Linked DNA regions of Homo sapiens: regions 1, 3, 4 and 5 are each linked to region 2. Evidence: chromatin loops called from intact Hi-C (ENCODE). Cell type or tissue: heart left ventricle. All regions are shown on one strand. Region 1 has its middle 40 kb from the start of PPARGC1A. Region 2 has its middle 270 kb from the start of MIR573. Region 3 holds the start of PPARGC1A (PPARG coactivator 1 alpha). Region 4 overlaps LOC105374524 (a long non-coding RNA gene). Region 5 overlaps PPARGC1A (PPARG coactivator 1 alpha).

Evidence for each region. A loop is a pair of places that touch in the nucleus more often than their neighbours do. Peaks named below come from ENCODE experiments on the same cell type or tissue, not always from the same donor. Only the 100,000 strongest peaks of a DNase experiment are listed, where the experiment ranks them.
Region 1: a loop joins it to region 2, with 8 times the contacts of the local background. A loop is called at or near these places in 12 of 110 quality-filtered maps.
Region 3: it touches region 2 in a loop (6-fold over the local background); 6 of 110 quality-filtered maps call a loop at or near these places.
Region 4: a loop joins it to region 2, with 8 times the contacts of the local background. A loop is called at or near these places in 3 of 110 quality-filtered maps.
Region 5: a loop joins it to region 2, with 6 times the contacts of the local background. A loop is called at or near these places in 7 of 110 quality-filtered maps.

The regions. Positions count from the first base shown.
Region 1 is chr4:23,928,044-23,933,043 of GRCh38, reverse strand. It overlaps a transcript of PPARGC1A not described here. Among named protein-coding and RNA genes, the nearest start is that of PPARGC1A, 40 kb to the right of the region's middle. RefSeq lists enhancers at 50-890, 975-2,606. In heart left ventricle, no CTCF peak of the experiment used is centred here; a DNase peak (open chromatin) is centred at 2,013; H3K27ac peaks cover 3,607 bases.
Region 2 is chr4:24,247,296-24,252,295 of GRCh38, reverse strand. It overlaps a transcript of PPARGC1A not described here. Among named protein-coding and RNA genes, the nearest start is that of MIR573, 270 kb to the left of the region's middle. In heart left ventricle, no CTCF peak of the experiment used is centred here; a DNase peak (open chromatin) is centred at 2,835; H3K4me3 peaks cover 633 bases; H3K27ac peaks cover 2,356 bases.
Region 3 is chr4:23,887,258-23,892,257 of GRCh38, reverse strand. PPARGC1A (PPARG coactivator 1 alpha) reads left to right here and starts at 2,211. Exons shown (of 13, transcript NM_013261.5): 1 at 2,211-2,354. The coding sequence starts at 2,301. In heart left ventricle, no CTCF peak of the experiment used is centred here; DNase peaks (open chromatin) are centred at 2,363 and 4,077; H3K4me3 peaks cover 4,352 bases; H3K27ac peaks cover 4,019 bases.
Region 4 is chr4:23,370,879-23,375,878 of GRCh38, reverse strand. The region is part of intron 17 of LOC105374524 (a long non-coding RNA gene); the gene reads right to left. All of the region lies in intron 2 of LOC105374523 (a long non-coding RNA gene), which reads left to right. Among named protein-coding and RNA genes, the nearest start is that of PPARGC1A-AS1, 400 kb to the left of the region's middle. RefSeq lists a silencer at 2,419-2,713. In heart left ventricle, no CTCF peak of the experiment used is centred here; a DNase peak (open chromatin) is centred at 2,278; H3K27ac peaks cover 1,840 bases.
Region 5 is chr4:23,870,214-23,875,213 of GRCh38, reverse strand. The region is part of intron 2 of PPARGC1A (PPARG coactivator 1 alpha); the gene reads left to right. Among named protein-coding and RNA genes, the nearest start is that of PPARGC1A, 17 kb to the left of the region's middle. In heart left ventricle, no CTCF peak of the experiment used is centred here; no DNase peak of the experiment used is centred here; H3K27ac peaks cover 5,000 bases.

The DNA.
Region 1 (5,000 bases), 320 kb after region 2:
ACTTTCCCTTTAGGGTTTTCTGATTTTTATACCACTAGAGTCACCACTTGTCGGGAAAACTCTGCCCAACTGGACAACACAAGTGTTCTTTCTTCTCCTTGAAGCACCTGTCTAATGTTAACAGCTTAGAACGGCGAGACTGATTCCTGGACCCCATGTGTTGGTGGCCTTCTCCTCTTCTGAGCAAATTGCTATGGAATTTTGTCAGAGAAATCTTAGAATATGCAGTACCCTGAGGAATCAGACTTGAGTACATGAACAGGAAAATCTTGCTTTCCTCCTTCCAACTGGAATTCTTCCCTCTTAAGTTCTCCATGAAATTCTGCCTCCTAAGATTTATCTCCAATAAGATGTCTTTCTACTAAATACAGTTTTTTATTTCTCATTTTTCAAAAAAAAAATTCGTTAAGCTACCATTTCTTGTATTTTATTTTTTTAAAAAAACACTACTTCGTTTTTTCCATTTTCCCTAAAGTAAACAATAATTTTTCTCTGCTGACATTTGTTGCTTTTAGTTTAGTTGCTAATGTTTCTCTATTTATATTTAATTTTGGTAATGCCTTTCCTAAAAGAGCACAGTAGGGGCACTCCTGAGCTTTGACCCCTTTTATGCTACTTATTAGCTGTGTGATCTGGGAAAAGCCACTGGAGACGTCTGCACTTCGATCTATAGAATGGAAGGATAGCATTAGCTCCCTGGAGGCAGGAGGAGGATGGACTAGATAGTTCCCAGCCAAGCGAGGAACTAAGCGAGGAACTAATTAGTCCCACTAAGAGCATTCTCTTGTTCTCTGTCTTCTCATGTATTTGGGTCCTTTTAGACTCTTCCAATCTTTATTGATCAGTACCTTTGGTTTTTAGTTATCTCTTCTCTATACATTTGTCTGATTATTACTTTTACTTGTACATCTTGCTATTTCCGTTTGTTGAATTAATGAATGGATTTGCCTTCTTTCTATTTTTAGCTACTATGACCACCACCACTATGGCAACTCCTGTTACAAATTACTGTATAACTACCATGTGCCTGATTATTTGCCAAGTGTAAAGCATTAACAGTAACTCCTTTTAACAACCCTGACAATGGGGTATCATTATCCCCATTTTGTACATGAGAAACTGAGGCTCCGCAAGGTGAGATAATTTGCCTGAGGTCACACCATGGTAAGTGCTGGAGTCAGACTTTGGATCTGGGTATCTCTGACTCCAAAGATCGTCATAACTTCCATGGCTTCCCATGAGCTACTGATTATTGAGCACCTACCACTTGTTAGCCACTTAGCATATATCACCTCTTTTTATCCCCATGGCAGTCTTGTAACTTAGGTATTATTTTTCCATTTTACTGCCGAGGATAATAAAGCTTAGAGAGAGGTGTTAGGTAAGTATGCCAGAGGCACACTGCCAATAAATGTTCTCAAATCCAATGTCAGATGACATTGGATTCTTGCTTCCTTTCTGGTCTCTGCTTTGTGAATGAATCAGTGAGTGAATGGGTCACCTTCCTTTCTTCCTCTTTTTCACTATTCTTTCTTTATTCTCCTTTAAAAAATATGTGCCTTAACTTTTTAAATTAAAAATCTAAAGTATGCTGGAAGTAAAAAAAAAAGTCAGGGCGGGGATACAGAAAAGCACAAATAAAATAGAGCTAGTCTACAGTAACCTTCTACCCAGAGGTAATAACTTTCCTTCCTTTTTTTTTCCTCCTTCCTTCCTGCCCTTGCCTTTGTGTCCTCTTAGCCAAGAGTCACATTCCTTCTCTACCTCTTCCAGCACAAACTCCCTTTGGGGGTCCGAGTTTCCCTGCTGTGGTTCTTGGCATAACGCGTGACACACACATTTGCAAAACTAATCAACTGTGGAGGGGACAGGGAGTCCCAGCACAAGCTCAGAAAGGCAGCGGCCACCACAGCAGCCAATTCCTTTCCCTGTCCCCAGAGGTGGGGTGAGCAGGTGACTCCCTGTCACTGATCCCCAGCTGCCCCTCACTAGACTGTGAAGCAACAGAGGCCCTAGCAACGGAAAATGCCACCGGACACTCCACGCGGCGGCATGTGCCAGGCTGCCTCTGGGAGCCTTGTGTTCTAAGCCAAAGTTCAGCTGAAGGGCAGTAGCCAAGCCAGAAAGTCATGTGGCTCCCATGTTGGTTAGTGTGTCACTTTGAACAGCTCTTATCTGATATTATTATGACTAACTCAGTGCTGACAGCATGGGACAGATTATAGGGGACATGTGACAATTATTTAAGGCATCACTGAGTGCACTGTGCAGCTTATATTAACCCCTTCTTTCCAGGATCACTTTCCTGCATGTGTTTGTCCCTTTGAGAGTCTGGGTAGGAAAAAAGAAACAAAAAAGTACATTGAACCCTGAAGGGTGCTACTGGTTTCCATTTGAACAGCCTCTGGCAACAATTTATTTTTGTCCCCATAGCTTGAATGATATATGCTCTTTTGGCCTAAAAAGAAAGAAATCAATGATAAGGTTGTTCATATTTCAAAACCTTTTTTTATACCTTGTAACTGATAAAATTCATACCTTTGTCATCATTGTTGTTGTTAAGGTTGATCTTTAAGATATTAGAGAACCGTGTTGAAGTGCTAGCTGGAGAAATAGTCCTTCAGCGTTGTACCTAAATGTCAGTGGTCAGAAGGCGTTACTCCCCACAATATGATTGACATCTTGGATGGTGCAAAGCAAACATAAGAAATGCTATAATTTATTATTTATTTTCTGCCCTTGAGTATATATGTAATGGTACAATGTGAGGGCTGTTACACCAAAAATCAAGTTCAGAGTCACTCATGGTGGAGAGGGATTTTGTCCTGCTTGAAGCCATGGGTAGTAATATAAATATTCTTTCTGTGTGAATGAAAAGGAATTTCAAACCTGATTTGGGGACTTAAAGGTAAATGAAACAGAATATCTAGGTAAAAATTCAGATGATATCATTTAAAGATGTCAAGGATGCTAAAATATACATATATTTAACGTGGCACCCTGGAGTGGGGTGACAAAAAACAGAGTCTGCAAATCTATAGGAGAGGTTGAATATCAGCCATGTTTTGAGGATTTCCTTGGTGAGTTTATGGTCTGTTAACACTCAGCTGTAAAATGGAATGATAATACCCTCCTCATAGGGTTGTTAAAAAGATGTAATGAGAAGAGCCTCATAAAGGCTTAGCCTAGGGCGCAATGAATGCTAAATAAAAGGTGGCAGGTATTATTCTAGTTATTATTCTTGTTATTGTTATTTGTAGGCAAATCCTCTGCAGCAGAAGGCAGCAAAGTTTGAACACAGACTTGAAGTGTTAACACCTCCAGGATGATTTCAATCTTGGGGCCACTTCAACCTTCTCCCACTGAGGGTAAAGCCATTGCCAATCTTTCTTCCCCACTCTCCATAATGGGTGCCGCACTTTTTCCTCTCAGTAAAGTGCCTGCCATGGTTTCTGTCATTAACATTCAACAGTGTTCACACTTTGCTACTGCAGAGGGACTTGAACCACTTCCAGCAAAGTGTGAGTGGGAGAGCCTCGGGAGGCAGCACTAGCCTTACTCCTTTTATTTTTCCAAGCAATTCACCTCTGGCTCCAAACTTGCATGTGCTGTTCAACCACATAAAAGGTCTGTGGCTAACTGGCATCCTAAGATGGTGGTTGATGGAACATCTATTATGATGTGAGCACATCCTCAGGGGTTTTATTTTTCCACCTCTAGTAACTCACACAAGTTTTCCTTCTACCACATATAGCATGCTCTGTCTCATTTTGTCTATAGCAATACTTTAGCGTCCTTTATAGACTGGTGTTCTATGTACCTCCCTGGGTTGACCTAACATTTAATCCAGTTTGGGTGAGTTACTTTTATTTATTTATTTATTCATTATTATTTTATTTTGATTTTGATTTTTAAATTCCAGGGTACATGTGCAGGATGTGTAGGTTTGTTACATAGGTAAACGTGTGCCATGGTGGTTTGCTGCACCTATCAACCCATCACCTAGGTAATAAGCCCAGCATGCATTAGCAATTTTTCCTAATGCTCTCCCTCCCCCAACCGCATCCCCTGACAGGCCCCAGTGTGTGTTGTTCCCCTCCCTGTGTCCATGTGTTCTCATTGTTCAGCTCCCTTATAAACAAGAACAAGCAGTGTTTGGTTTTCTGTTCCTGCATTAGTTTGCTGAGGATAATGGCTTCCAAATCCTTCCAGCTCCATCCATGTCCCCTACAAAAGATATGATCTTGGGTTTTTTTTTTTGTTGTTTTTTTTTGTTTTTTTTGTTTTTTTGTGGCTGGATAAGTACCACATTTCCTTTATCCAGTCTATCATTGATGGGCATTTGGGTTCATGCCACGTGTTTGCTATTGTTAATAGTGCTGCAATGAACATATGTGTTCATGCATCTTTGTAATAGAATGATTTATATTCCTTTAGGCATATACTCAGTAATGGGATTGCTGGGTCAAATGGTAGTTCTGGTTCTAGATCTTTGAGGAATCCCCACCCTGTCTTCCACAATGGTGGAACTAATTTACATTCCCACCAACAGTATAAAAGCATTCCTATTTCTCCACAACTTCACCAGCATCTGTTATTCCCTGACTTTTTAATAACAATCACTACTCTGACTGGCGTGAGATGGTATCTCATTGTGGCTTTGATTTGCATTTTATTCATAGCAATTCTTGTTGAGTATTTATTTTGTGCCAGGTACCCTTTTTGGGCCTGGAGATACAAGAGAAATAGAGCCTAGAAGCCTAGGATATAATTTCGCTGCCTCCATTTTCCCACCAGAAATTGTGGATTTTCCCTCTAAGGAAATTCTACTTAGTGGCAGCTGCATCCAAGAACAATAACCTTGAACGAACGAAGCACCAGACTCTGAAAATAGTCCAGACACTTTTTCCTGACATCTTTATTTTGATGCATCAGACCGGGGTTGATATTCGGCTGGGATGCACCATCATGGCAGTACCAGTTGTAAAAATATTAAAATA
Region 2 (5,000 bases):
CTGATTCAGTAGATCTGGGGAGGGGCTCAGGAGTCTGGTTTTTTAATTGTCACCCTAGGCTGCACAGAAAAAATTGCCCTCAAGTCATGTTTACATCATAGAACATTACCATATTTGGTGTTGATAAAGATGACCAGAGGTGTAAAGAAAATATTAAATTCAGTTTCATAGAATGTAACCCTTTTTCAAATTCAGGGAAATTTTAGAATGATTTCCTTCCAAAATGCTTAAAATAGAAAGTTATCTCGAATAACAGGGGGAAAAGACAGACAATAGTAATAAAGTATTATTAGTAATAATATTAGTAATGATATTAGTAATAAAGTACTATTAGTAATATAGTAATAAAAGACAGACAAATGTAATAGTCACATTACAGTGTGGGTTTACTAAGTCTGATAAGAGAGGTACACACCAAGGGAGCCGAGAGGGTGCTCCTGTCTGGTTGGACACTGTAATGAACTCTTGGAAGAGAGAGCTTCCTAGTGGTACTGCGTGGCTTAATGGGATATTCACAGGCTGTGGAGTCAGACAGGCCTGGGTTTGAATCATGACTCTCCTGTTGTAGAATCTCAGAAAAATGACCTAATCTTTTTAAGCTGGGTCTTCTTCATAAAGTCCAAATAAAGACTAAATTAGATGATGTGTGAAAAGTACTGAGCACAGGGCAGTAAGATGATAGATGCTCAAGTGGCTGTCATTAAAATAAATGTCTGTGATTATATTTATTTAAGAAGGACCTTCAGATAGGCAGGCTTTCAGGAAGAGTGGGATAACAGTGTGTTTATTAGTTTTGGTTTAGGCAGGAAAAGGGAGGCAAAAGAGTACCCCGAAAAAGCGGGACAGCATAACCAAACCTTGAGGTAAGGGATGATTTATGCTTTTGTGCATAGTTCAGTGTTTCCAAAGTGTTGTTCGTGTAGAAGATTCTAGATCATACAAGTATTTTACAAATATTAACTAATGTAATCTTCATAGTGACTCTATGAAGTAGGTATTGTTTATTTAACAGAAGGCTAAGGCACAGAGAAGTTAAGTAACTTGCGCAAGATCACACAGCTAGTAGTGGCACAGCCAGGATTTGAACACATTCAGCATCTGTATTGCTAATAACTATGCTAGGCTATTTTAATAATAATGACTTATGCTAATTAGTGTGTACTAGGAAGCTATAACTAGCACAGGAAAACAATGATTTTTACAGATATTGTTGCCCAGAATAACAGTAAAGTTTTAAAAAGTAACTTGATTTAAAATAAATCATATACAATGAATAATAGTGGTCATATCATGAAATGTGACAAAAATCCTGTAGGTGTTCCCCAGATGAGTTTGGCCTGGGAAGTTCTGGGACAGTGGAAGACAGTGGCAAGGATAGATTGGGGCTACCATGGGAGACTACTGCCTCCAAATAATTGTTGTGTGAAACAACAAGAAATCCTGTACATTCTGAGGGAGAAGCCAGTAGGTGTATTGTAGGGTAGGAGGCTTACAGAAGGAAAGACTGTAGCTTGATGAGTGAGTTCTCTCCCATTTCCTGCATTCTATTGCAAAGGGGCAAAAACCTCCCCTTGACCTGACCTGGACTTCTGAATGGCCAGCCTGAGACCTGTGCTATTTGGAAGTTATTTAGTTTTTTCCTCCTCCTCTTTCTCCATCCCTTCTCCTTCCTCTTCCTTCTTTTCTCTTCTTTTGCCTCTTCCCACCTCCTTCTTTTTATTGTGCATGAGGACAGATTTCAAAGAGTGCATGCCCCCAAAATGCAAATGCCTGTTGCAAATCAATGGGAAAAAGAGTTTAATACTGTAGATGGCATTTTAATTTACCTTCAGTTTTTCAGGATGACACCTGTGTATCTCTCCTGTATCTCTCCTTGGATATGGTCAGAAAAACCTAAAAGCTCAGATAATCCTAAGCCAATCCATGCTTAGGCTTTTAAATTTGCAGATTTACCTTCCTATCAACTTATTTGAAGCTAACATTAAGATGAGTTTGCCTTCCCTGAGCAAATGAGCACAGGTGTTAGTCCAGAAATTGCAGGAAACCAGAATGTAACCAGCCACACCGGGCAAGGAATGGTGTGATAATTACAGAGTTCCTCGAGCCTGGGTGTGGCGTGCCTGCCCTGCAGGCTCTACATCTGCAGTGTTCTGCCCATGTTACACCTGGTCCTCATATCTAGAGACAACCAGTCTCCTTATCTAGTCCTGCCCATTTCCACTGTCTCATCCTGAGGACGAGCATCATACTCTATTCTTTTTGCCTCTCTGTTCCCACCGTTTAGTGCTGTCCTTGACATAGGGTGTGCATTCAATAAATGAACTTCTGCCCGTTGGTTAATGAGTGATATCAATAATTGCATACTTCTCTATGTAGATTATGGTTTAAGGAATATGTATTGAGCACTTACTATGGGCTAGGTATTGTGCTAGGGGCTTTTGTACTATTTGAATCTTACAGCAACCCCCTTCACCTGTCATCAATGGGGAAATTGAGGCTTAGGGACGTAGTATAGTTTAACCAAAGTCACACACACTTGGCTCGGCATGATTCAAGCCCAGATATCCCCACGTTCAGACTCAGTTCTCTGATTTCTTTATGTCATGTTTCCCTGCCTTGCAAAAACATTGAGTGAGTTTCTCCTCCCACTGTTAACCTGGGGTTTCCTCCCAACCGATTCCCCGGGATCTCACTCTCAACCCTCAAGTTGAAGGAAAGTTCCTCCTTCTCTGACTGTAAACAGAGAATTCTGTCTTCATGGCGCGAGACCCTGAGTGTCATCAAATGCCACTGCCCACAGTGAGTCCAGGAACGGAAGCCGCTTTTGGAGTTTCCAGCAGGGGCTGGCTGTGAAACAACCACGGGCAAGGCCTGTGTATGTGTCCTGAACGCGGCCTCACAGATTAAAATAGTCGTCACGGTGACCAGAAAATTGGATTGGTTAAACCTTCTGGTTTTAGATTGTTTTTGGAGAGTGAATAACTCTATGATTTTTACTTGTCACAGGCTAAAATGAAAAAAAAAAGTAGGAGTGCAACTTCATAGCTATTTTTCTTTCCTGTATGTTCATAGTGGTTATTTATATCTGGGAAGTTTCCACTGGGATTTAGTTCAGGATATAGACTTGGCAGGGTGGCTTCTGCACTCTGTGGTGACATTTGACAGACTGCAGGCAAAGCAGGATGGATTTCTCATGTCTAGATGGAAGGATCTGAGGGCAAAGTGTTGGGATTGGACTGTATTATAAAATGGATTTATGGATCTGAATCCAAAAGTGGCTCATTGCCTGTCAATATGAGATCTGTATCAATAACGTTTGATAAATTAGGCCTCCCGACCCTTTGCTCTGTTTGCTTTATCAACTCTACTCGGCAATAACAATAAAAGACTCCAGGTGGTGTATTTGGAGTGGCTTACTGAGCTTGCCATGTGCATTCCTGACCTTAGGGCCCAGCTCTGTGATCCTGCACATGTTATAACCCCCAGAAGGGCACTGCTGTGCCTGACTTCCTCCCCAGAATTAGACGTTCCCCTGCTAAGCTGCATTTCAATATCAGCCTCATGCATTAACCTTGAAACGCTGTGCCCATGATGTAGGTAGCGTCTTCATTTTCCAGATGAAGAAATTAAGACACTGAGAGGTTAAATGAGCTGCCCAAGGCCACACAGTAAATCTCGAATACAGCTGGGTTCCAGATAAAGGTGTCATGGTCGCTGGGGGAGGGTATGACACTTTCGTTCTCTGTAGTTACAGACTAAAAGGAGCTGAATTTGCACAAAGCTTGCTGATAATACACTTTTTTTTTTCCAGAGGTGGTGTGTCTGCTGTCTTATCTCCAACTCTTGGGGGAAGCAGTCCATGTCCCTGTGTAAGAAATACAGGGTTCTCACGCCTGTAATCCCAGCATTTTGGGAGTCCGAGGTGGGCAGATCACGAGGTCAGGAGATCGAGACCATCCTGGCTAACACGGTGAAACTCCGTCTCTACTAAAAATGCAAAACAATTAGCCGGGCGTGGTGGCGGGCGCCTGTAGTCCCAGCTACTTCGGAGGCTGAGGCAGGAGAATGGCGTGAACCCGGGAGGCGGAGCTTGCAGTGAGCCGAGATAACGCCACTGCACTCCAGCCTGGGCGACAGAGCGAGACTCCATTTCAAAAAAAAGAAAAAAGAAAAAAGAGAAAGAAATACAGGGTTCTCTTGGGTTTTGGCAGATAATATGCTTTGTTTAGTCTTTGCAGCCGCAGACCAAGGGTGAAGACTTTCTTCATCCCATAAATGCTGGCCTTTATGGAATGGTTCTTATAATGCCACAGATATCTTTTGGAAAGGGAAGGGAAACTCTGTGCCCAGCCAGATCGATATTAGGTGGGGGAAAGCAGGGCAGTGGGGACGCTGTTGACAGAAACAGAAGACCAGTTCTTCCCCCAAAAGTGCTTACATTTTAGTTGGTGGGAATGAGTGAATGCCAATTTGTATCACCAAATCTCTTCATTTGTGGGCTGTAGAACTCTATGGTAGGTGAAATGGGCCCTGCAACTCCATTCACAGGCTCACAGCTGCAGCACAATAATAACGAATGATTGCAATGTGCCAAATCCACACACTGCATACACTTACCCAGCCAATCCTGGCAACTACCTCGAGTGTGTTTCACAAAAGTCTTTGGAATTGGCAATATGTGTGTGCGCCACTTGGGGTTGAGATATAATTCTTAGTGTATAGCTGATCTCTTTGGCGTAAATTATGCTGCTCTTTTCCTTTTGAGTGTCTTCTGAAATTTTGAATTAAAATTCTCTTTACTCTATCATCATAATGATGATAAGCTGGAATAGAAAACCAAAGGGATAATTATCTGGTGAAATATAGCAAAACATTTACGAACCGGAAGTAAACGGAGTTTTATCATATTATCTGGAGCAAACTTTTTTTGAAAAAAAATTTGTGGCTGAAAATTTAAAGTATATCATGGAAGCATACTGATATTTCTAGTTTCTTGCCTT
Region 3 (5,000 bases), 360 kb after region 2:
TCTGGTTTCAGTGCATGTGCTGATTTGATTTTTTAGAAGTAGAATTAGATGGCAAAAAATAAGAAAACCCTAACAATACAATCTGGGCAGGTTAGAATATCAAAAATTATAACGAGCCTGTTCTAATGTAAAGAACATCTCTAAAAGATGTGAATAGGTTTTAAAAATATGATGAATATCTAGCATTGGATAAACACAAATAAAGGTATCAGTGAATATCACAATGGAAGAATCACATGATAATAATTAATAAACATTGACTCTTCTTGGCCAGGTGACCAATATTATTTCACAGTTGATCCTTGAGGGCAGAGCCAATGACCTTTGTCCTGAATTTTAATAATTTACTGAAGTTTTACATTAAATCAGAATATAATTGGGAAGAAAATTAGTGTTTCTTTGTGGGGAGTGCAGAGTAATGCCACTAATTGCTTGTATAAAAGCATTCCCGAGGTTGTATTTTCCTGTTCTTTCATTAGAAAATTAAAACTACAGTAATTTTCTGCTGTTTATAAAAGGGAAAATGTGCTGGTGAACTGTATTCAGCAAACTTAAAATGTCAAAGCTCTTGGCCACCTTTTTATGCCCAGTAATGATAAACTGTCAACTTCCTTACATTATTTGGGAATTTACTAGCAACTTGTTGCAGCTCTCACAGCACACAAATCTCTTATAATATGTATGGTCTGAAAGAAGCAGCAGTCTGCTGGTATTTTGTTTCTTTTGTTCTTTCTTTCACTTTAATATTTGAGCAATTTAATATTTAAAATATGTGTTAGGGCAAATAACCATGTTTTTCTGTTTAAGGAGATGGACAATGAAGAACAGTGTAAATTAACCTCAGTAGAATAATGCTTTACAAATTATATTTAGGTAACTGGGGGATTGTTTTCAGGTAAATTATTATCAAGTAAAAGAATTGAGCTGATTCTAAAAGTATATTGGGTTTAACATTTTATGAAAACATGTTTATTCACACAGATACATACACGTGTACATCTCCTGGGAACTTGGAAGGGTTAAGTCAGACCACTGTCATGTTACAGGAAGTGTTTTTCCACTGTGTCCAGTACCTTGAGTTTGTTATGTATTCAATATGTAGTGTCATCATAAAACAGTTGCACCTACCTGCATTAGCCCTCATTGTCTCAAGGTACAAGCTGAAAAATAATAGAAAGTAAAGCTCAGGAATTGAATATTTCTGCTAATAGTGTGTTGGTATTTTTCCCTCAGTTCACAGACATTCTTGATTTCAAAACGCAAACTACACAACCCAGGGCACTAGGGTTGGAATTCAATGTTTATTCAAAAAGGCACCCTAAGGCAGTTAGGGAGGAAACGCTACATGTATGAAAAATAGGAGCCGGGAATCAAAGCTGATCTGAGCAGAGCAGCAGCGACTGTATTTACTAACACTTGTTTTCTGGGAGCCTATGAGAGAAATGGAAATAATTAGAAGGAAGCTGAAAGGATGGGGTTTTGTGGCTTGTTCTCCTTATATGGAGCAAAGAAAACTGCAGCAACTCTTCGGGAGCTGGTATTCCCTACTGCCATGGGGGCAGCCGAATTCTGGGTGGAGGAGTTTGTTTATACCTTAACACATACAGGCTATTTTGTTGATTAAACAAGCAAAAAAAAAAAAAAAAAAAAAAAAAGCCCCGTTTGCGCTTTCAAACACTCCCTCAATGAGAAAATGTCTCATAAAAATGCATCATGTGATAAGCTCTTGCTTTAGTCCCAAACTGAGCTTGAGTCCACTTGGAGATCTTAGAATTAAAGAGTTCTTAGGGAATACACGTTTTAGCTAAGAATATAGTTACTCTGTCATGAAACAGGGAGCTTTGCCACTTGCTTGTTTTGGAAGGAAAATAAATTAAAAAAAGATTGCAGGGGATTTTGGTTATTATATGGCCAGGGCTCCGTTTAGAGTCTGTGGCATTCAAAGCTGGCTTTAATCACAGCATGATGCTTGAAGCCTCCAAAAGTCTAAGTGTTTCCTTTCTTTCTTTCTTTTCTTTTTCTTTCTTTTTTTTTTTTTTTAAAGCGTTACTTCACTGAAGCAGAGGGCTGCCTTTGAGTGACGTCACGAGTTAGAGCAGCAAGCTGCACAGGGGAAGGGAGGCTGGGTGAGTGACAGCCCAGCCTACTTTTTAATAGCTTTGTCATGTGACTGGGGACTGTAGTAAGACAGGTGCCTTCAGTTCACTCTCAGTAAGGGGCTGGTTGCCTGCATGAGTGTGTGCTCTGTGTCACTGTGGATTGGAGTTGAAAAAGCTTGACTGGCGTCATTCAGGAGCTGGATGGCGTGGGACATGTGCAACCAGGACTCTGAGTCTGTATGGAGTGACATCGAGGTGAGCTGGGGCAGGGCTCGGCGCTGCAGCCACAACTGACGCTTCCCTCAGATGCTATTATTCCTGTAAGGGGGGATGGGCTTGGGCAAAGAGAGGAGCCAGGAAAGTAGTCCAGGCAGGAGCTTTTAGAAGAATCTCAATCTTATCTTAACTCCAATAAGTTTGCTATTTTAAGGTGGCTCTGAGATGGCTTGAGCAAATCAAAGCTTAGCTGCTGTCATCAGTATCTGTTGCAGTTAGAAACTCTTTCCATGTGACTTTGGCACTGTTTCTACTCATATGCAATATTTATGCTCTAAGATATTGATATGAATCAGAAGCTGAAGTCTTTCCAGTGGTGTTTAGTGGCCTGGTTGGAAAAATGCCATTTCTATTTATAATAAGACGAAGATAAAAATATTAAAATGGATGTGTTCAAATATAGTCCGTTTTGACTCTAGTCCGGATTTTTCCCCCCTCTCTCTCTGTTCATCAGACAGAGAACTTACAAAATCCTAAATAATCCTGCTGGGCTATTTTAGATTGCTTTTCCCACAGAACACAAAACAACGATGCTGCTTCCTTTAAAACTCCTATACGTGGTTGAAAGATTTGGCCAGCGAATAAAAAGAAACGCCTGGCAGTGCAAGGTTTTCCGTTCGCGTCGGTGGCAGGGAAGCCAATGGTTAAATCTTCCTGTACCACGGAGAGCTGCCTGAAGCTGAGAGAGAATAGAGTTTATGCAGGACTGTGTGTGGAGCTGCTCGCTGCTAGTGTAAAAATAGACAGCAATACATCAATTCCACAGTCTCTGCTGGCTACAATTCATACAGGGGGGAAAATAACGCAAGCAGTTTCCTCGTAATCTCTGGAGTCTAGTGGGGGGACGGAGGACCTCGGCGTGTTTGCATTCAGCACAATGGAATGCTCTCGGAAGGAAAGTTTGGGCAACTTGGGAAACAAGCAAAACTTTCTGTGGACTCTGGTGAGATGGACTCGAATTGAATTGCATGGAGGATCCCAGCTGCTAACAATGAATCTGGCAAAAGACTGCGAGTGTTTCCTCTGGGTAGCTGGGGGCACGTAGGGTAAGGGGGAGGATCAAGCCCACACGTGATTTGATTAAATAAGATGTCCATGTGGTGCAGCGATACACATCTAAAGTGAAAATAATTTGGCCAAGGCCGTCTGTGAATGCATTTTTCCTATCTAGCGAGGCATGCCCGGGATTCTTAACTCTTTGCTGGGTTTGCAAATGTTGGCTCCATTTGCCCTCCCTTGCCTTGGTAGATCGTATTTGTGGATTGTAATTGTTATCTTGTTCTGATTTCTTGGTAAGGCGGAATAGATATGGATAATTCATATGCCCTGTAGCCATTATGAGTCAGGGTTATAAGTGGCTTCAAAGTCCTAATTGCCTTTGAGTAGCCGGAGTGTCCTGTGGGTGGTTGTCTGGCTGGCACTGTGGGTCTCAGCTGCTGTAGTTTCATTTTTCCATCATGTATTATTCCTGATGCTGTTAGGAGTTGATTGAGGAACTAGATCATATGGAAATAAGGAAGATTTATTTTAATCATTGGAATTCCTGCAGTCATTTTCAAATAAACATCAGAAGCATTTAGAATAGTGGCCTTTAAATTTTTTTCTTAAGGAGGAAAGGTCTTGGCTACTTGTCCAGCCATGGATAGAGTCGCCAGTCGGCTGAGATTGGCCAGTCACTTCTCTGTTGCACTATAGGCAGCTAGCTGCTAGAAGCTTTGCCTACATGGCAGCGGCTCTGGGAATCACCTCCGCCTGTATAAAATATTACGAGCAGCAGGTAGCGTTGGCAGTTTTCATTTTTTGAATCATTAATGTTTGCTGTCATCCTAAAACGTATTATGCCCTTTTGCACATAATGACAGGGTAGTACATTGGTTAATATAGGCCTATATCACTATAGCTACTTGGAGTGCCCCGTGTTTCACAGTTTAATGAAGGTGATATACAGTAAGGTTACTAAGATTGATAGAGACAATTCACATGACATACACCCCACTAAGACTGTCATTCTTTACTGCCCCTCTCTCCACCCCCTTTCCCCTGTCTTAACTAATTTTTTTAAGAACCCAGTTTCTTTTTTCATTAATATAATTAATGTGGCCAAGTCCACTCCTTCTTCTCTCTCTCTCTTTAAAATTTACCATCAATGGCACAAAAACCTCCAAAAGGTTAATGGAGAATTATACTTAATTATAATGATTCATTATCATCAGTGCAGTTAAGCTAATTTATTGTCTGCTCCTTAACTAAGAGAAAAGTCTGTTGGGGTGAAATAACATACAATAATTAGCCTTTTGTGTTTAGTGACTGCTTTATCCTCTTAAATCTTATTATAAAATTGAGGCTACAGTTGTGAAATAGCTGTCATAGTTGCAAAGAGGCAGTAGAATGTGTCTGTGTAATTGCAATAAAGCACACCTGTTACAGAGGTATAGGGAAACAGTAAATATCAGCATGTCAGATGAGGACAGTTACAGGGCTTGGACTGTTAAGTCTGGCATTGTCCAAAGGCCAAATATAAATTAATAACAGGAACACTTGCTACCACTAATGTGTTTTAGATTAGCAGGATAATGCCACATTCAGAAGCACAGATTTTATTAGCATGTCAACATTGGCAAGAAC
Region 4 (5,000 bases), 880 kb after region 2:
TGGCTACACGAAGCCCTTTGCAATACTCAAGTCTACATCAAATTTCCTTTTTCAATGACTTAGAATAAGTTTTTTTTAAAATTTGAGGTACATGCCTTATTATTCCCAGGTGAGAGCTGGTTGAGGGCCTTTATTACTAATTTTTCTTCTAGAGGATACCTCACACTTGCTTGTGCTTCAATAAATGTTTATTGGATCACTAGGGGCAGTAATAATCATGATGATAATAACAATTAACTATTACAGTGGATGCCTGTCTTGTTTGTGGATCTACAACATCTTTTTCAACACTCTAAGTTTGGAGTTCCTTATATTATAGATTCTATTTTCTTTTCTTTTTTTTTTTCCTTTGAGACAGAGTCTTGCTCTGTTGCCCAGGACGGAGTGCAATGGAGTGATCTCGGCTCACTGCAACCTCCACCACGTGGGTTCAAGAGATTCTCCTGCCTCAGCCTCCTGAGTTGCTGGGATTATAGGCACTTGCCACCATGCCTGGCTAATTTTTGTATTTTTAGTAGAGACACGGTTTTGCCATGTTGGCCAGGCTCGTCTTGAACTCCTGACCTCAGGTGATCCACCCACCTCGGCCTCCCAAAGTGCTGGGATTACAGGCATGAGCCACCATGCCTGGCCTTAGATTCTGTTTTCTCAAAATAAAAGAATAAACTCATCCACCTTCTCTTATAGCCAGTGCACCACCAATCAGAGGCCTCAAAGACCTAGTGATGGAGAAAGGAAGGGCCTGAGAGCTCCTTCTTCTCTAATACAGCAATAAGGCCAAGTTCCTCAGAAATGACAAGTTTCCAAGAATAGAGCATTGGCATCTAATGTTCAATGGTGGGGTCCACAGTTTTCTTGCTTTTCTTATCAGATCAGCTCCTGAAAGATTAGCAGTTACTCTGGTTCCCCAGCACGCCTAATGATTCTGTGGGCTACTCAATATATTTTCAATAAACTCTCTTTCTTAGTAAGCCAGAGTCAGATTTTGTTGCTTGCAATATAGAACCTTGGCTGATGCAGGAATAATAATCACTGCTTTATTTCATTGAGTAGTTGATAAGTCTATTACATGGACTTAACTTTCCAAATGTAACAGAAAATATATAATTTATAAGTCTGAAAAGGCATTACGGTCAATATATAATTGACTAGTCTAAAAAGACAAAGATTGCAAATTAAGTCACATTTGTTTATCTCTTGTTCAGGTTTCCACATATGAATACCTGACACTCTCACAGTTCAGAAGGACAGCATGAAGTAATGGCTAACACATTCCTTTTTGTTGTAAAGTAAATCGTCATTCCTCAAGGGAACAGTGGTGATCACTATCCACCACGTGTACCTGGGTGTCACTGAATTCTTTGATTTGTCAGCTCACATTCCTAATCTTTAAGGTCACGGTGCCCTGCTCTTGGCACATCTTAGATTGGTAAAAGGAAACATTCACATGCCAAAGTTCAGACAGCATGACTGGGAAAATCATCCCTCTTACCCAGAGGGACTGTGTCCCTGGAAAAGTACTGAATTATGCACAACTATTAAAAACTCTCTTTGAATTGCCCAACATGAATCTCATTCAATGTTCACAAGTCTCTGCGGTAGGCATGGGTAGGGTCATCCTCACTGTACAGATGAGACTCAGAAAGGTAAAATCAAGGTCATGATTACATAGCTCAATGTCAATAGAACTAGGATTTAATTTCATACTGATCTAATTCAACAGCTCTTATTTTCCTGCTGAAAATGCTTTCTTGCAAGGAAGCTCTCCCCTATGAAGTATTTCTGAATACTCTTCTCTGTCTCCTTCCCAGATCCTATTGAGCACATTCTCCTTTAAGCCCTGCATATGCTGGGGCTGTAATAGACAGAACACTTTACCAAATGCCTCTGTTTACAAGCACACCTTCCTATCTGAACTCTTAAGTTACAGAGAGCACAGTTTATACTTTATTCATCTTTGTTTTCCATGTTCCTAGTGTAGTACATGGATTATAATTGTTGCTTGATAAATATTTATTACACGAATGGATGGGTGAATAAAAGCAGAGGGAAAACATCCATTTTGTATCGGTAACCATAAAATATTCACTTAGCATTCCCCAACGGCACACTACTCACAGGCTGACACTGCCCCTTAAACCAGAATGAACTCACTGTGGCCCACTTCAGAAAAAATAACTATGCTCTCCTAGATCATTACTCATAAACTCCAATGTCTCAAAACACTCCATTGCAGCTGGCATGCCTGGCAACTATCTGTGGCCCTTCACAGTACTGCACACATGGCCATTTCATTACTGACAAGGGGGCTGTGGAGCCACACAACCACAGCTTTGTGTGAAGGATGAAGTGGCAACTCGTGCTGCTGAGAGGTCCTCCCCTATCAAGAAGGGGCGGGACTTGTTGATAAGGAACCCTGACTATAGTCACTGACAGGGTGAGTCAAGGAACTTTTCAAAGCATGTGAGTCACTTACCTGCATTCAGTGGTGCCTGGGCTCTGGGGATTGGCATGGAACCAGCAATGTATGCTATGGCCATTCAGGAGATTAAAAGCTGCAGCCATGGTGATTACATGGAATTAAAAACAAATGCAGAAGTGGCCATGGAATCTGATTGCATTCCACTTGGTGTAAGCCAGTTTGCAATTTTTTCTTTCTTTTTTTTTCTTTTCTTTTTCTTTCTTTTTTTGAGACAGAGTGTTAGAGTCTTGCTTTGTCACACAGGCTGGAGTGCAGCAGTGTGATCTTGGCTCACCACAACCTCCACCTCCTGGGTTCAAGTGATTCTCCTGCCTCAGCCTCCCAAGTAGCTAGTATTACCAGATTACAGGCTAGCGTCACCATGCCCGGCTAATTTCTGTATTTTTAGTAGAGATGGGGTTTCCCCATGTTGGCCAGGCTGGTTTCAAATTCCTGATCTCAGGTGATCCGCCTGCCTCAGCCTCCCAAAGTGCTGGGATTACAGGCGTGAGCCACCATGCCCGGCCCAGTTTGTAATCTTGAGGGCAAGAAAAAAAAAATATATATATATATATATTTTTTATTCCTTTTTTTAAAGGAGATGGCAATTTGGGGGAAATAGTTCAAGAGCTTTGGATTCTGGAAGTATGGAGTCTAATGTTGACTTTCTCTCTCATTAGTTGTTGACTTTGGGAAAGTTTCTTTGACACTCAGATTTCTCTTCTGCAAAATGAATATTATAAGCCCTTCCCCTAAGTCTGCTAGAAAGGATTAAATAAGATGATATGTATGAAGTATCTGCTGCATTATAGGAACTCAGTGCATCTTGGATTTTATGCTTTATTTCTTTCTTTTTTTTTTTTTTCTTTTTTATTTTTTATTTTTATTGATCATTCTTGGGTGTTTCTCGCAGAGGGGGATTTGGCAGGGTCATAGGACAATAGTGGAGGGAAGGTCAGCAGATAAACAAGTGAACAAAGGTCTCTGGTTTTCCTAGGCAGAGGACCCTGCGGCCTTCCGCAGTGTTTGTGTCCCTGGGTACTTAAGATTAGGGAGTGGTGATGACTCTTAACCAGCATGCTGCCTTCAAGCATCTGTTTAACAAAGCACATCTTGCACCGCCCTTAATCCATTTAACCCTGAGTGGACACAGCACATGTTTCAGAGAGCACAGGGTTGGGGATAAGGTCACAGATCAACAGGATCCCAAGGCAGAAGAATTTTTCTTAGTACAGAACAAAATGAAAAGTCTCCCATGTCTACTTCTATCCACACAGACCCGGCAACCATCCGATTTGCTTTATTTCTTTCTTATCTACCACTTATTTCTTTGTGCTCTCCTCATCCCCTTGTCTCAGCAGAGACATCCTTGGGGTTCTAACAGGGGAGGCCTGGAGGCCATTCTGAAAGAAAAGGCAGAAGCCAAGGAAAAATAAGTATTTATCAGTTAGGCACCTGAACTTTACCTTCAAGGACAGGTATTCCATAGTCAGGAGAAAGAAATCCATTGGGGATCTGGGCCATCTAAAACACCTTGTAAACGAAGGAGGTTTATGCTGGGAGGAAGGCATTCCTTTCAAAGTGTTCCCGCATCCTTAAAGCACCACAATGGAGAAGAGCAACTGATTTGCACTCTCCTGAGCAAGGCTGAGACATCAGCATTGACCTCACTACACATGTGGGAAGGGCTTTGATGACTTGAGAATCGCGTCATAAGCAATTCTTTCCGGAGTGGTCCTGGGCCATAAAAAATTTGTGCATTGCTAATGGAGCAGACAGTTCCATTTCTAATTTTTTCTGGGTGTACTCCCTCTGGGACACAGAGAGGTTGGTGAAATAGTCTTTGATGTGGGGAAGTTGACCATTTGTGATGGAGGAGGGGAATGGGATCTTGTTGCTTTTAGGTAAATAAGCATTAGAGACCTTTTTGTCAGTAACTGTTGTATTCCAGAGCTAGACTCTGGCCCACGCAAAGGCACAGATGACTGGGTCTTTGCATATATATTAGTAACTCCATTGGAAGATAATATTTTGCATTTTAAACTAAACATTTCTTTGCATGGATATTGACTGTCTCTAAAACCCTGAAATAAAACAGTGTGTTATACTTCTTGGAGTTCCTCATTCACTAGAATGGACTTTGATCCTTTGAGTCACTATTAAGTTGGCTAAGGTAGATAACCCCATTTTACAGATGAGATCAATAAGGCTCAGAGAGAATATTCTGTGTCTAAGATACTGCAGCTGGTGAGCAGCAGCATCAATACCAGAACCACCGCCATCACCTACCTCCCCAAAGTCCGAGGTTGAACAGGATTTGTGGTACCCAGAGATTAAATATTCCTGAAAGATAATTAAAAAATATTCTTCTTTGTAAGTTTTATAAAATACGTGACTGAATGAACACATTTCTAGGGCCCCCTCTCAGGACCATGAGTGGGGCCTATGCAAGTGAGGGCCCTGAAGTGTAAGCTTTATAGCTTCATAGTAAATCACTTCTGCTTCCTTAAAGGAGCATGCTAGCAAGAGACCTGCTCTA
Region 5 (5,000 bases), 380 kb after region 2:
TTTCTTAATTCTCAAATAAAGATGTTGAGGACTTCTAAGTCCACAAACAATTATCTTTTTAGGTCTCCCTATTGAGGGATACTAACTTGAACTTCTTAGTAGGAATATCTGGATGTGCTTAAGAAATGTACAAGCAGGGAAGACACCGCAAAGTTGGTCAAGGTTTGTACCCTTGCATACAATACAAGCAATTTATTTTGTTCCAAATAGCACCTCTGTGGTTGCAAAACTACTTATGCAAATTTTTGATATCTAGCTTTAGCAAGGTGCCTGGTTCCTTCATTTCATCCCACATTTGGATAAATTGTGTTGTTCTTCACTCTTCCAAATTTGTCCTTGTGGAAGCGAACACTTGTAAATTGGTTGAAGCTTGCTAAGAGAAAGAAAGGGAGGAGGTAGGGAAGAGGAGGAAAAAACTTGACCAAAAGCAGTTGCTGTGACAGCTTATGATTTGATGGTTTGTGGTCTTGTCCTGTTCTCAGGCACCTGATCAAGAAAGTGGTACAATCCTGCTATGCAGACATTCTGGAAATCTTGCCAACATTCACCTGACATGACCAAGGTTTAAAGTCCTTGCTGTAATTTTACAAAGCGTAGTGAGAGTGTGTGCCTGTGTATGTGCATATACACTCTCTCATATCCTTTTTTTTTTTTTAGGGGGAAAAAAGTGATCTTTGCCATAGAAGGGTGGTAAAATAATTAGTCCAATAGACAAATGTCTTGGCCCATGTTTAAACAGAGCTTTAAGGACACAGTGTTCCCAAGAGTCACATATCTAAATACAAACCAGTGTCAGCTGCCATGCAGACCAAAATGTAATAGCCTGCTTTCACATAGGTCATCGTCAATCCATTTTGGTCGCAGTCACACTGCACATCTGTTTCTGCGAGCTGCAGCTTCTTAAGGTGGCATTTGGACTTCATCAGAACACAAACAACCAAGCTATAAATTGCCACTTCTGGAGTTACTTTGAATAAGTGTATACTGTTTCATATTTATAATGGTGAAGCTTCATAATATTCACAGTGAATATGTAACACCGATCAGTTCAACAAGCATGAAATTGTATGTTGTCAACCTGTCACATAAATAGAGTCATATTCTGGCTTGCGATAATGTTGAACTAACATTTTTTCCCCCAGAATTGTTGAGAGGTTCACAGAAAAGTGAGGAGGTAGCATTTCCTTTGGGTAGATAACCAGTCAAGGCTATTGTAAAGTTGATATTACTGTTGATGGGTTCCTTTTCTCCCCTCCCTCCAAAGCACTAGCTTTTCTCGGGTGAATGCTAATTGGCTAATCTGGTGTGTTTCTGCTGTCATCTAACGGTATCATTTTCAGCTAGTACTTGGAGGCTCTTTTTGGGTTGTGTATGTGTGAGTAGCTTTTTTTCCCCTTTAAAACTTCTTTTTTTTTCTTTCTATTCTTGTAGTGCAAATCAGTGCTAATTGTCATGAAATTCTCTAACTATACTCTGGCAAGCTTTCTTGTTGCCTTTTCACCCCAGTTAACTCTTAATGTATTACTAGAGCATTAGGAAATAATGAAAGCTGGACATTTTATTCAAACTTAGTTGAGATAGAGAATCATCTAAAGAGATGCAGAAAAAAATTATTGAACCAAATTTGCACCTTACTAAAAAGATAAAGGATGAATGAAATGTGCTTGCCGGTAGCTACGGAGAAACTCAGAGACCAGTTTCCACAGTGGCTGATATTTCTGCACCAGAGGCATGGTAGAAACTGATGCAAGTCTGTTTTCACTTTTGAGAAATTCTTAGATGTGTTCAACCTTCCTCATCTTTCTTCCAATGGCCTGAAGACAAAAAGGCATTGCAATCTGTATTACCCGCTTAAGCTGCTAACTTCAACACCTTGAGATAGTACTTCAGTTTCTCTAAAGCACTATGCAATATTACAGGGGATTATTACCAACACTTTTCTTTTCATCCCATATCACTTGGGATATGGCTGGTCACATTTTTTTCTTTATTTTTTATTTTTTATTTTTTATTTTTGAGACGGAGTCTCGCTCTGTCGCCCCGGCTGGAGTGCAGAGGCACAATCTTGGCTCACTGCAAGCTCTGCCTCCTGGGTTCATGCCATTCTTCTGCCTCAGCCTCCTGAGTGAGTAGCTGGGACTACAGGTGCCTGCCACCATGACTGGCTAATTTTTTTTTTGTATTTTTAGTAGAGACGGGGTTTCACCGTGTTAGCCAGGATGGTCTCTATCTCCTGACCTCGTGATCCGCCCACCTCGGCCTCCCGAAGTGCGGGATTACAGGTGTGAGCCACTGCACCCGGCCCACATTTTCTTAGACAAGAACCAATTCACTGGCTAAAGCTCTCAGTTTCCAACTTTTGCAACATCGTCACATTTCTTCTTGCCTGTGGATTTTAAAAGTTCATCTCTCACTTATTTACTTACCCATTCATCAAAATATAATTGTCATCCATTAGCATGCTTAGTGTCTGGCCATTTTAGGGGGATACAGTGGTTAAAAGTAAACCTAGTCTCTGGCTCCATGAAAATTTTGGTTAGTGATGAAGACAGGCCTTTTACAAATAAGATAAGCTGTCTGTTTGAGGAAGTAGAGCAGGGAATTTCTCCATCTGTCTGTTACCCAGTTATCACTAGCAGATAAATTCTGCCCTTCTCCTACTTATTGTCTTTAGAAATGCCTTCACCTTGAAATGGAATTCTGCTGGAGAGCATTTCTCCTAGCTAGAGGAATATTCTATTCCAAACCAAGATCTGTCCCACTGCCCCAACAAATGCAGGGCAGTGGGACAGAATATTTGAGGTTGGAAGACCTGAAATTTATGATGTCCTACACACAGTATATTAAAATAACAGTTTGCTCATTGGAAGTGCTGGGTGGCCAGGGAGTGTGGAGGGAAAACAAGAGGAAGCCAACCAAGGGAAGAGAGCAAGACCGTCAGTGGAGAGTTCTTTAACCAGTGTGCAAGTCTGACCTGACCAGAGTGCTGTGCCCTTGGTGGGGCTTCTATGGATGAGAACTGTTTGGTACCATTTTAGGTCTGTTGACCTTTCTATTTGAGAATGGTATTTCAGTCCAGCTGGAAGGACTGACACGCTTTTTGCCTGTTTGAGACACTTGGTGTATGTGGCTTTTCTCTCTCTCTCTTGGATCCATCATCTCTAAGTGATAGCTCCTTGCTTCATGGGGTAATGCTATTCAGGGGCTATCCTGCACCCTTGGGAGAGGCATGTGCAGGAAGAATGCTACCGATCCCTTTCCTCTTCCCTCTGGAGGTACCAGGCATTACATCCCTACCAAGCCTTACTCAATTAGGTCTCTTTCAGATTCCTATAATACTCGAGCTTAAATCCTCTTCTCCACAGTTCTTTCTGAGAAATTTATTTCTGCTTTGAAACGGCTCTTGTATAGGGGAAAAGTGCCTCTATTATAGCACTGCCCTTGGTTTTTCCATGGGCTCTTGGCTTAAGGACATTAGCTTCCCTGGGTGCCATCTCATTTGCTCAGATGTGAAGTTAGAGCTTCTGTATTCCAGACATAGTTCTCCTGGGTGTCCAGGGATCCTTGCCAACCCAGATTCTCTCCAGATATGTTCCCATGTCAGAATCCTCTTGTGTCTTGCCAGCCCATACTTAGCGGGGACACCCTGCTCTCTCCTCTGAGCTGCATATCTCAGCATGCATTTTTCATTTAGGCAATGCTGTCTGATAGGCAGGTTCACCTCCTATTCCCACTGGAGAAGAGTCTGGGCAAATGCCTGAAAGTTTGAACACAGCAATGCCATATAGGATAAGTGACTTCTTTTCCTTGCTGGTCCCCAATTCCAGGGCTCTGCGTGCAACAGATTTGAGAGTTACATTAGGTCACAATGCCACTGTCTAGCTCCTTTAATCCTATCACCGGCAATCCCAGCAATGTAGCTGAGGTGGCTGCCCCTGTCCTGAAGGACTTTGTGTCAGTTTCTCCTGGGACAAATCTAGTCTGGACCACTTTGCAACATTTGTTCAAACTGAAAATTTTGACAAAGACATTCTGTTCACAAAGAGCCAACAAATGTTCTGTGTTTCGATACATTTGGAGGTTACAAAATGTTGCCTGGTCTTGGCAGATAACTAAGTCTGGGGACCCACATAGTGCAAGCCATGCCCTGTTTAATTTGTCTTTCAATGGCAAATGTGTTTCTTCTGTGATTCAGCATAAGGGATGATACCCTCCAATAGGACTGTGTGACCTCCCTGCTGCTTTTGTGGTATAGAAAAGAAAAAAAAAAAAAAACACGGATACCACTTTTTTCCTTTAGTTGCTGGTTTATTTTTATTTCCAGCTACATCTTTTATAGTTGAAAGAGAAGATGTATGTTCCATAGATAGTACGCATTTTTATGGTTATTTTTATAATTCATACTGGAAAACCTAATTTCTGTAGCCATTAAAAATTTAGGATTATTAATTGTCTGAAACATAGGTGAGAAGTACACTGTTTTTAAAATGTCTCTGAGAAGCCAAACTAGATTCAGAAAAATTCCCTCAGATGGAGCACATTTTATTCCCAGATACACTTCTTCACCCCTCACTTAACGCTTGCTTCCTTTTGCTTTACTTATGATTTAAATGAATCCGGTTGTCTAATGTTCTATTCAATATGTGATGTTCTATGAGCACATATGACATTTGAAGAAATGGTTTAGAAAATTCATGAAATGGTGACAGTAAAAAGATAATGGTGAGCAGTGACAACTGACCAAAAGAGACAAGACTACAAACTACAGAAAGTTGACAAACCCTGAAAATATGACAGTCTGGGGCCTTTTAGTTTGAGGGAAAATAATCCTATATTTCTCAATAGGTCCATACAGTCATTTTGCAATACCAGACAGTGCTACCAAAATCAATCCTCATAATTTTTAAAGTGGGGAAAATATGTAAATACGTGATTCGGAAATCTTTCCATAAAAAAGTTTTAATAAAAAGTTTGGTGCTTAAGCAAGTTAAGTTCTTTGA